Regions from separate parts of the Mus musculus genome. Here regions 1, 2 and 4 are each linked to region 3. The links are chromatin loops, found by intact Hi-C in ENCODE. Cell type or tissue: left cerebral cortex. All regions are shown on one strand. Region 1 overlaps Ift27 (intraflagellar transport 27). Region 2 overlaps Cacng2 (calcium channel, voltage-dependent, gamma subunit 2). Region 3 overlaps Cacng2 (calcium channel, voltage-dependent, gamma subunit 2). Region 4 overlaps Cacng2 (calcium channel, voltage-dependent, gamma subunit 2).

The links. Peaks named below come from ENCODE experiments on the same cell type or tissue, not always from the same donor. Only the 100,000 strongest peaks of a DNase experiment are listed, where the experiment ranks them.
Region 1: it touches region 3 in a loop (4-fold over the local background); 6 of 42 quality-filtered maps call a loop at or near these places.
Region 2: it touches region 3 in a loop (11-fold over the local background); 4 of 42 quality-filtered maps call a loop at or near these places.
Region 4: it touches region 3 in a loop (2.5-fold over the local background); 4 of 42 quality-filtered maps call a loop at or near these places.

The regions. Positions count from the first base shown.
Region 1 is chr15:78,171,005-78,173,504 of GRCm38, forward strand. All of the region lies in intron 1 of Ift27 (intraflagellar transport 27), which reads right to left. Among named protein-coding and RNA genes, the nearest start is that of Ift27, 1.8 kb to the right of the region's middle. In left cerebral cortex, CTCF peaks have their summits at 813 and 1,449; DNase peaks (open chromatin) are centred at 6, 874, 1,379 and 2,048; H3K4me3 peaks cover 545 bases; H3K27ac peaks cover 323 bases.
Region 2 is chr15:78,044,075-78,046,574 of GRCm38, forward strand. All of the region lies in intron 1 of Cacng2 (calcium channel, voltage-dependent, gamma subunit 2), which reads right to left. Gm46520 (a long non-coding RNA gene) reads left to right here. Exons shown (of 4, transcript XR_003951457.1): 2 at 56-135. Among named protein-coding and RNA genes, the nearest start is that of Gm46520, 33 kb to the left of the region's middle. In left cerebral cortex, no CTCF peak of the experiment used is centred here; DNase peaks (open chromatin) are centred at 980, 1,369, 1,977 and 2,385; H3K4me3 peaks cover 770 bases; H3K27ac peaks cover 2,122 bases.
Region 3 is chr15:78,116,272-78,118,771 of GRCm38, forward strand. It overlaps Cacng2 (calcium channel, voltage-dependent, gamma subunit 2), which reads right to left. Exons shown (of 4, transcript NM_007583.2): 1 at 2,410-2,500. Among named protein-coding and RNA genes, the nearest start is that of A730060N03Rik, 1.3 kb to the right of the region's middle. In left cerebral cortex, a CTCF peak has its summit at 1,333; DNase peaks (open chromatin) are centred at 916, 1,341, 1,445, 1,732 and 1 more place; H3K4me3 peaks cover 2,500 bases; H3K27ac peaks cover 2,060 bases.
Region 4 is chr15:78,058,723-78,061,222 of GRCm38, forward strand. All of the region lies in intron 1 of Cacng2 (calcium channel, voltage-dependent, gamma subunit 2), which reads right to left. Among named protein-coding and RNA genes, the nearest start is that of Gm46520, 48 kb to the left of the region's middle. In left cerebral cortex, no CTCF peak of the experiment used is centred here; a DNase peak (open chromatin) is centred at 1,000.

The DNA.
Region 1 (2,500 bases), 55 kb after region 3:
CTCCAGTCTCTCACGGTCACAAACTGATTCTGTCTTTAACTTTCTGTGACTCCCACGCCCAGCTCAGCCTCACCAGAGAGGCAGTCATAGAACAGACCGGCGGTGAGTCCTCTCATTCTCCCACAGCATGCATCCGTAGCTCTTCCATCAACTCCTAGGTGACCACTCCAACGGTCCCCAGCTGTCCCTTATAGATAATCCCAGCACTCGGGAGGCAGAGGCAGGTGGATTTCTGAGTTCGAGGCCAGCCTGGTCTACAAAGTGAGTTCCAGGACAGCCAGGGCTATACTGGTTTGAAACCCTGTCTCGAACCCCCCCCCCCCAAAAAAAAAGAAAGAAAGAAAGAAAAAAAGAAAGAAAAAGAAAGTCTGGACAGGCGTGCTTGCTCTTTCTTCCTTGGACCTCCCCCAGCCCCCCGCAACACACACACACACACACACACACACACACACACACACACACACACACACACACACACACACACACGCAATCCTCTTTCTAATCCAGCTCCAAATCCTGTCCTTTCTCTCTGTGCCACTTAAGGCCTCAGTGCTCTGTGGCCACTTTGCTACATCTGTAAGTTAGGCCAACAGCTTTTGTGAAGGACCCACTACAGAATGTTGCCAGAGTTAATGAACCAGTGTGTGCCGTGTTGGTGCACCTGGCTGTTGGTTCAATAAATGAAACACAGTTGCCTGTCAATGGTGCTCCCTCTCTCTGCCTCTCAAGCCAAAGAAGCCGCAGCTGTGTCTGAGGCACTCAGCAAAGGCTCATACAGTACACAAAGGGCCCATGAGTCACACACTTGCACTTCTGGGCTCTTCCTGGTGGGGGCGTGGGGCGACTGCAGCTTGCATGGTGACTCAATGTATTAGATGCTCAATAAACATCTGCTGAGTGACTATATGTGTGGACCGGTGATTATGTGAGCCTACAAGGAGTGAAAAGAAAAAGCCAGGGGAAGAGGAAGGGTGTGTGTGTGTGTGCCCTCGCGCGCGTGCGCATGTGCACTTAAGGGAGGTGTGGAGATTAGGAATCTGAATGTGGTTCCATTGGGGTCTGGTGGTCCCTGGATACTCCTAAGGGAAAAGAGCCTGGAGGTGGTTTTTTAGTTAGCCAGAAGCTGTAGCCTGTGGATCAGGGTCTTCATTGCTCTGGGCCTTGCTTGCCTCATCTTACATGAGAACTGGCTGGTAGCTTTGAGCATTTGGCCAGAAGACTGTGAGGGAGTGACAAGGGCCAGCATACAGCAAGTCTAAGCAGAGGGGCTCACCACAGGAGCTCCTCGAGAGCTAACCAGCTAAGGAAGAGAACAGCAGGCAGGACCGCCCACTTAAAACGAAATTTAACTTTAAAAAAAAATAATAAATGTCCCCAACTTACCCATGCAGAAGCTGAACACTGTCCAAAGCAACAGAGCTGGGCAAGGACTGGCTGCTTTTGTTACACCACACTGCCTCCCCTGGCACCCTGAGAACTACAGATTCTCTGCAGAGCCTGGCTTCCTTCTGCTGCACTAGGGTCTGAGTGACAACCTGTCACTCATGTCTATGCATGACGCTTTCATTTTCAAATTAGAAAAGTCATCACGGGTACCGTTCCCCTCCATTCCCTGCCCCCCCTTCTTACTCGGTAGAATAAAGATCAAAAGACACCCCTGCTAATCTTTGGATTACAAAGAAGAATCACGGAAGAGACAAGCCTCTGGACATGCCTGTAAGAAGTGTTCTAGTTTAGATTAAGGCGGGAAGGCCCGCCCCCAAAGGTGAGTGGCACCACTCTACAGGCTGGAGCCCCTGACTGAATAAAAGGGAGAAAGAGAGCTGAGAGCCAAGGCTCATGCTCCATTTCCTGACTGTTGACTTAACGTGGCCAGCCTGCCTCCCAGTCTTGCCACCATGCCTTCCTCACCATGATGGGCAGTCCTCTGGACCCGTGAGCACAATAAACTCCCAACTTCCGGTCCAGTAAGTTGTCACAATAAGAAGTAGCCAACACTCCTGACCCACAGGCAGAAGTCAGGCGAATCTGGGAATGGGGTGTACGACTTCCACTGGGGGTTCACCCATGGCAACACCACTCAGGGCTTCGGTCACATCAGGTCACATCACAGAAGCTACCTGGGGGCGCTGTGGCAAAAGGGTTAAATGAAATACCCCCACATGACACTGGCTGCAGTGTCGCCTCGGTAGACACATGTGCTCAGCTGTCAACCAGACTACAAGCTAAGCATATAGGCTTCCGAATGTTCAGACTGGCTCAAGGCAAGCCCACGAGTGTGAGCACCACCAGATCACTCTGTATATATCTATATAATACTCATCCACACTCTGGGCACTGTGCAGGCTATTTCCCTGACAGTCAACAATAATAAACATCTTACTTCCGGGGAATCTCTAAGTTAATGCTCTCAGATGCGCCACCCCATCTTCCTGACATCAGAGTGAGTGGGACCAGCAACGCTGACCCCTGACAAGTCCATGCTTGTACTTCGCTCAAG
Region 2 (2,500 bases), 72 kb before region 3:
TGCCTTAAACGTCAAGATCCCCCACTGTGACAACCCTGTTATCTGTGTGTTTCAGGTGCGCTCCTTCATCCACGAATCTTCCAGGCCCCATAGTAAACCCATGGGAGGGATGAGGAACGACACTCCTTTCTACAGGTAAGGCTAGCTTCTGGCCCTCAGCCATGCAGCTGGAGGCTGAGTAAAGGGCCTGCAGGGAAGGCCACTAGGAACTGCCTCTCCTCACCTCTCTACTTTGGTTCCCAGCCATCTCTTCATCTGGCCAGTCCTGCTGGGGCTTTGGAAACAGTTTACCAGCTCCCCTTAAGATGGCTGGGAAGCCATTCAGAAACCCCACCCCAGAGAGCATGGTACTCGGGAGGCAGCAGTGGCTTGACTAAGCCGAGGGTCCCTGCTAGGGTTCTGGGATGCAGTACAAGGAATCTCACAGTGCCACCGGGCTTGGCACCTGCTCAGGAACAGGTCAGCAGTGAATTTCAAAACTCAAGCTCATGTCTGACATTGTGTGTACACATGTGTGTGGAGGGGTCAGAGGTCAGCCTTGTGTGTCATTTCTCAGGCATTACCACCATTTTTCTTTGAGACAGGGTCTTTCACTGGACTGGAGGTCACCAAGCACACTAGACTGGGATTGTGTGAGCCACCATGTCTGTGAGGATTGGAAAGTACAGATGCTCTCAATTGCTACACCATCTTCCCAGACCCTCGAATCCATTCTCGACACAGAGCAAAGATCTCTGGATAGGGAATCTAAGAACTCATTCTGGCTCTCCCACTCACTTGCTGTGTGACTCTGGGGGAAGCTCCACCCCCATTCTGGATCACATTTTAAATGAGGACATGAGGGTGCACCCTTTGTGGGCTCTGTCATAGGAGAACCTAGTCTGTGTTGAGGCTGCTTTTCAGTCTGCCCCTCTGGAGGGCAGGGTGTTTTTGGGGTGGGGCACTGACTCCTTCCCTCAGTCAGAGTCTAGGGTCTGGACAGACTTTACGCACTCTGACGCTGAGAGCAATGTCCTTCTGAATGAACCAGCTCCTGGCAGTGCCGTGGGCGGCTCAGCTCTGCACAGGGTAACACGTCAGATGATCACTGGTGGTAGATGCTCATTGGAATCTTTAAAAAGGAACGGGACTAGGTCTTGTCTGATTTGATGAGAGAGCTCAGATTCAGAGAAACCATGTTTATCTTTAACTGCAGCTAATTTTTTTTCTTTTTAAGTAAAACCTTCCGACAGTAATTTGACTATATGGGTTTTCTATCTCTAGTCATTCTCTTGGAAAAAAAAAAGAAAGGGAGAAATGAGAACAAGTGCTCACAGCAGCAGGGTATGCTGCTTGGGAATTTAAAGGTGCAGGCAGCACGGGAACAGCAGCCCAGCTGGCTAGCCCGAGCTGTGCACAGTACCTTGCGGCTTTGTGTCAGCTCCAGGCTAACAGGGAGCGCCAACCCCAGCCCTGTTGCTGATGCTGGTCTGCGGCAGTCTCCAAAGAGATGCTTCTGCTGGACCCAAGATCTGTAGCTCTGGCCAAGCAGGACACCAGTGACCTAATTCATTGCTGACTAACTCACGCGCCTGCTCTCTCTCTCTCTCTCTTCTTTCTTTCCCCCCTCTTTCCCTCCAGCCAACCTCTCCTCCCCCCTTTCATCTTCCTTTTTTCTGTCTTCCCTTTTCCTTCCTTTCCTCTCTCCATCCCTTTCTCTTTTCCTCTCTCCTTCACTCCCCACCCCTTCCCCTCCCTTTTCCTTCCTCTCCCCACCTCTCCCCTCCCCTTTCTCAACTTCCGTGGTCTCCCATAGACTCCTAAGCACTTGTGCCCTCTCCTGTCTCTCCTCTTTCTCCCCACCTCCACCCGCCTAGTTTTTTAGTGGCTGGAATGTGGGTTCAGGATGGAACTGTTGGGTCTCATCGGTGCTTTACACGCTGTCTCAGTGAAGACACTATTTATGGAAGGTCTTTGTGCTTTGCAGAGGCAAGCCAGGGGCGCACGTTCACAGGAGCTGAGTCATGTTTGCTTCTAGTCTGTTCAATGGTTTGCTTTCAAAATCTGGCTTACCAGCCCTTTCCACCAAAGACTCTGGCTCTGGCATTTAAAGACACCACTTTATCCAAGCAGTAAAATCACCTAATGAAGAGTCCGTGGGTACAAAGAAGGAGCACTCAGCCTTGATCTCAGCCAGAGGAAAAAGGAGAGATGGCTGCAGAGTAAACTAAAAGCCCCTAAGTGGTTAATGAATTCATGGCGATCTGTGTGTGTCCATTGACCCCGGTGTCACCCCACAAGCAGGCTATCTACCCTCTTCCTTGTGCTACAGACAAGGAAACTGAGGCTCAGAGAGCTTACAAAACGTGGCCAGGGCCACATAGAGAAGAAGCAATACAGTTGACATCACACACTGGTACGTTGCCACCTAAGAGCAACTCTATTCTGCTGAGCAATGCTTGAAAGCAGCAGGCTTGAGACCAGTGAGACTAGAGCTGGACCGAAAGATGACAGGGCCAAG
Region 3 (2,500 bases):
TCAGCACCAGACACTTCCTAAGTGGCCAAGGTGAGGTGGTCCCAGGTTTGCGGAACCCCAAGGCGGAAGGTGTAAGAGATGGAAAGGTCTGGTCAGACAGGGCCCTGGAGCTCATTAGCTCTTTCAGTCTGAGCCTAGTGGGAAAGACTATTAATCTAGCCCTCCCCTCACAGCCTGGAGGCAAGTGCCTGGGTTGGGCACCCAGGGTGGCCGCTGGGGACAGTGCCAAACCCACAGCTCCTGTGAGCATCACACAACCCTAGGAGGCGGGGGAGGGGGGGCGGCGGCTGCAATTCTAACACGTTATAGTTGATCGAGGCAGAAGAGAGTAAAGCTCGGAGAGAAAGTTAGAGGAGGTGGGTAGCTTCGGACTTGGAACAGATGGGCGTCTAATGAAAATACTTAAGCCTTTTGATGCACAAGTGACCCAGTGCCATCGCAGTCGTGTCTACTGCGAATTACAAGATGTTTAGAAGATCACAACACTAAGGATCCGTCACACACACAAAAAAATCCCCGATTTAGAAAGCATATTTATACCAAGTCACTGATATCTGACTACATTTGCCCTAAAATAAAAACACAGATTTTTCTCTAATTTTTCTTGGCTGCAGATCTTTTATCCCTCTAACCAAAATCCAAGGAATGCAAACAGCTGCCAGGATCATGTCCCCAAAGCAACCCTCATTCCCTTTGCTTTCTTTCTCTTTCGGCATCAAAGCTTGCCATAAATGTTTAATTACATGGAAGCTGCCTTTTCACTGAAAATGACTGGCGCTATGAAAGGCTTTTCATTTTTTAAGAGAGGCAGAATGCGTGTGTGTAAAACGGTCCCTATTAATTTCCTGATATTGACTCTCTGGCTGAGGAGGAGCACGGAGTGTTCAGCAGAGAGCACCTCTGCAGAATGTTAAAGGCAGCGCTTGGACTGAGAAAGGGTATCAAATGCAGTATGCGTCAAACAGACCATCGCTCAATGAAGTCACTTAGCTATTCAAAACATGTTCAGCCATCACTCAACCGTTTGCACCAAGAACACCGGGAGGGGGCATGTGATGGGAGCTCTTTTCCCAGACCAGTGTTTGGCTTAGTATAGGTTAGACACCCCCCAACCCCCCAGGATCACATCAGTTTTGCCCTCTCCCCCATCTGCTGGCCCCAACTCCCTGCAGCACCATCCCATGTTGAGCTTAACAAACAGTTCTGCAGTGCTCACTTCCCGATGCCACCTCAAAGGGCCTCCAGGCTTGGTTCACATCAGTGGAACACATACAAGCCTCTTTCCATACAGGGGCATATGTGTCTCTCTGTCTGTCTTCCTATAGGTGGCTTTTGCACACAGACAGATATAGCTATGCAAATTCACTCCTTCATATTAAAGTCTGTGGCTAAATGCAGCTTGTATGACCTGCAGAGTTCCCCCCTCTTGTGTTTATTAATGTATCCCAAAAGCACATGCCTTCCTCATGTCCTAGTGTCCTGGCCTTTACATTGTGGGAGCCCCTCAGCCCACAGCACATGCGGCGCACATGCCCCAATGACTCTGCAAGATCAAGACCAACAGCTGACACCCCCACCCCATTTTTTCCCATTCCACCCCTCAACCTCTCCATGCCCTCGCCTCCTGCCTGCACAGTGCTGACTCGACTTGCTTCTGGGTGACAGACATGTCACTCTGCGTGGAAGCAAATCAGCGCTCGGTCTAACCCGCAAGTGACCGCTGTTGATTAGAACTTGGGCTTGTTTCCTGTGAGAGACACATGCATTTTAGACTTCGTAAACGTTAAAAACACACACATACACACAGCCAGCCACCTCGAATGGTACGCGGGGCTCGTAGACATTACGAAATGCTCTTGAACTCGGCTTGAGCTCCTAGAATAATTAGAATCTACCAAATAAGGATTCTTAGAAACAACAGATTTCTTTTTTTAAAGGGAGACTTGCAGATGGTGCTGGGCCTGTAACTTTTGAGGAGCGAGAGAAGAGGAAGAGCATTTTTTTCTGAATCCTTCATTGCAAAAGGCTGAGCAGCACACAGGGAAGCAATTATTTTTCCCTCCTCATAGGTGGCAAAGCCAGACCCAAAGGCAAACCCTAAGGACTCCAAAGCATCCAGAGCACATCTGAACTCTACAGACAATTTCCTGTTTTCACCATACCATAGATCATTCCAATGAGGAGGTTTGGGAGGACGGGGTGGAAGCCAAAGAGTAGAGAGTGTGGGTTCTGCTTATTGATTTTCTTTCCTCTGAAACTAACCCAGTCAACCTTGATCTGCAGCGGCAGCGGCGGAGGGAGTGAAGTGGGAAAATGGTGGAATGTGGAGGGGACTTATTTGGAGGCGGGGGGGGGGGTGTGGAGGGGAGGGGCGGCGTGGGAAGGGGGAGGAGGTTGGAAATCAAATACCTTCGAGGCAGCAGGTTCTCCATAATCCGGAATGGGTCATAACTTCCTCGTTCTTCTTGCTGGTTTCATTCTCACTGACACTTTTGGTCTT
Region 4 (2,500 bases), 58 kb before region 3:
CCACACACATGCTGTGGCACATGCACAAGCACACACATTCACCCAAGTATGTGCGCGTGCGCGCACACACACACACACACAGACACACACAGACACACACACAGAGGCACACAGACACACACACACATGCACACATACACACACATACACACAGGAACACACACACAGACATACTTGCACACACACACGCACACACATATGCACATACACACACATACACACAGGCACACACACAGACATACTTGCACACATATGCACACACATGCGCGCGTGCGCACACACACACACACACACACACACACACACACACACACAAACACACACAAATGCATATGTCCCTGGACCTCATTTTCCAATCATACCTTTTCCCTCAAAGTCCGTATTCTATCTTCATCTCTTCCTGCCCCCTTTTCTCTCTCGTTTCTTCCCCTTCTTTCACCTTTTCCTCTGGCTGTTCCTGTGTTTCCTCCTTTTCACCTGTTCTTCTTCCTCTGATTCATCATTTTCCTCTCCCTCATCCTCACCACCTCTTCCTCTCACCCTCCTGCTTTGCACCATCTCTTCCTCTCCCTCCTCCTCTCTCTCCTGCTCTTCCTCCTCCTCTCCCTCCTCCACTCCCTTCTCCTCTCCCTCCTCCTCTCCCTCCTCCTCTCCCTCCTCCTTTGGTGCCGGGAGTGGATTCCAGGCCTTTGCACATGCTGAGCATGCGCTGAGCCTCTGGGGTCTGCCCCCCAGCCCCTGCCAGTAATTTTTTTTTATTGTTTCCTGCTGTCTTTTTCTTTGCAGCCTCACCCCTGTTTGCATTTGGTCTTCTCTAGAGCCCCTCAAGGTTAGGGACTAGCGTGGCACCTCCTGCTCCCCACCCCCTGCATGGCACATGACAGACTTTCAATGAGCATTTGAGAAGTTTGTTGAATGAATCCTTGGTTCCTCGGGATTGTGGCAGTGTGGTGCCCACGAGTGTATTTATAGAATCCAGTTTCTCCTAATGCAGTTTTCCATTTATTCACCCCTGAGTCATTTCCATCAATATTTACTAAGCACCAACTGGGTGTTGAAGATGTAAAAGTGGCTGAGGAAAACGTGCCAGCCCACCAGCAGCTCCGGATGGATACAGCAGATAGGGAGACACCGAAGGTCAAGAGCCCTAGTTTCCATCTCCCACTCAGGTCTTCCAAGTTTGGTCTGTGGACCTTGTTATAGAGCTGTGTGACAGTGGGCCAGTCACTTTACTTATCTGGTCATCTCATTAGTAGAATGAGAAAATGGTGATATCTGAAGAGACACCATGACCAAGGCAGCTTATAGAAGAAAGCATTCAACTGGCGGGGGGGGGGGGGGGGGAGGGGTTGCTTACAGTTTCAAAGGGTGCGTCCATGACATTAATGGTGGAAAAATGGTAGGAGAGAGAGGGGGCAGGGAGGGAGAGAAGGGGGTAAGGAGGTAGGAAGGGAGGGAGGAAGGGAGAGAGAGAAAGAGATGGGGAAGTGAGGGAATGAGAGAGAAAGAGAGAGGGAAGGAGGGAGGGGAGGAAAGAGGAGGAAGCGAGAGAGACAGAGAGAGGGAGAGAAAGAAGGAGAGAGAGGGAGAGAGAGGGAGAGAGAGGGAGAGAGAGGGAGAGAGAGGGGGAGAGGGAGAGGGAGAGGGAGAGGGAGAGGGAGAGGGAGAGGGAGAGGGAGAGGGAGAGGGAGAGGGAGAGGGAGAGGGAGAGGGAGAGGGAGAGGCCGCAGATTGGGCCTTTGAAACCAAAAGCCCACCTCTAGTGACACATTTCTTTCAATGAGGCAACACTTCCTAATCCTTCCCCATGTAGTATCACAGACTGGGAACTAACTATGGGGCCATTCTCATTAAAAGGCCTCAGTTTCCATCTTACTTGGCCAACCTGTAGTTCCCTGAGTGGGAAAGCTTCTACAGGCAGGGTGCACCTTAGAGAAGGGGCTGCAGAGGTTCCTGCAGAATGTTAGTGCTCAAGTTGGTGGGGCACAAGTCTACTGAGACAGGGGAGGGGGTGTCACCAGCTCCTGCAACCGAGTAGGTACTAGGTACGACTGAGGCAGGTGGTTGAGGTGGGTCAGAGCAAGAACAAGGCAGGACCTATGGTGGCCCTGAGCCTAGCGCACCTGTGTGTAGCCTTCTGTTCCTCCTCCTCCTTGAGGACACATGAAGTCTTTTTTCTTCTGTTTATGTCCAGGTGACCATACCCTCCTCTATCCGCTCTTCTTTCCTACCCTCCATCCCTGCCTCCATCTTTGCCACTTCTACATAAGTTTCCAGAGACCCCCCCCCCAGATGGGGACTAATGGAGGTCTGGGAGCATCTCTCCCCCATCGTGTGGGGTAGGAGCTGGCAGGGTTTCTTAAATCTGCTATTTGCTCAGCATCTCCCGACTCCTAGTACAGATGTACAAAGCTGAGACCCACCGTGGGGATTGGTTAGGTCCTTAAGAAGAGATGGGCATTGTTGGTGGGATTGCAAGCTTGTACAACCACTCTGGAAA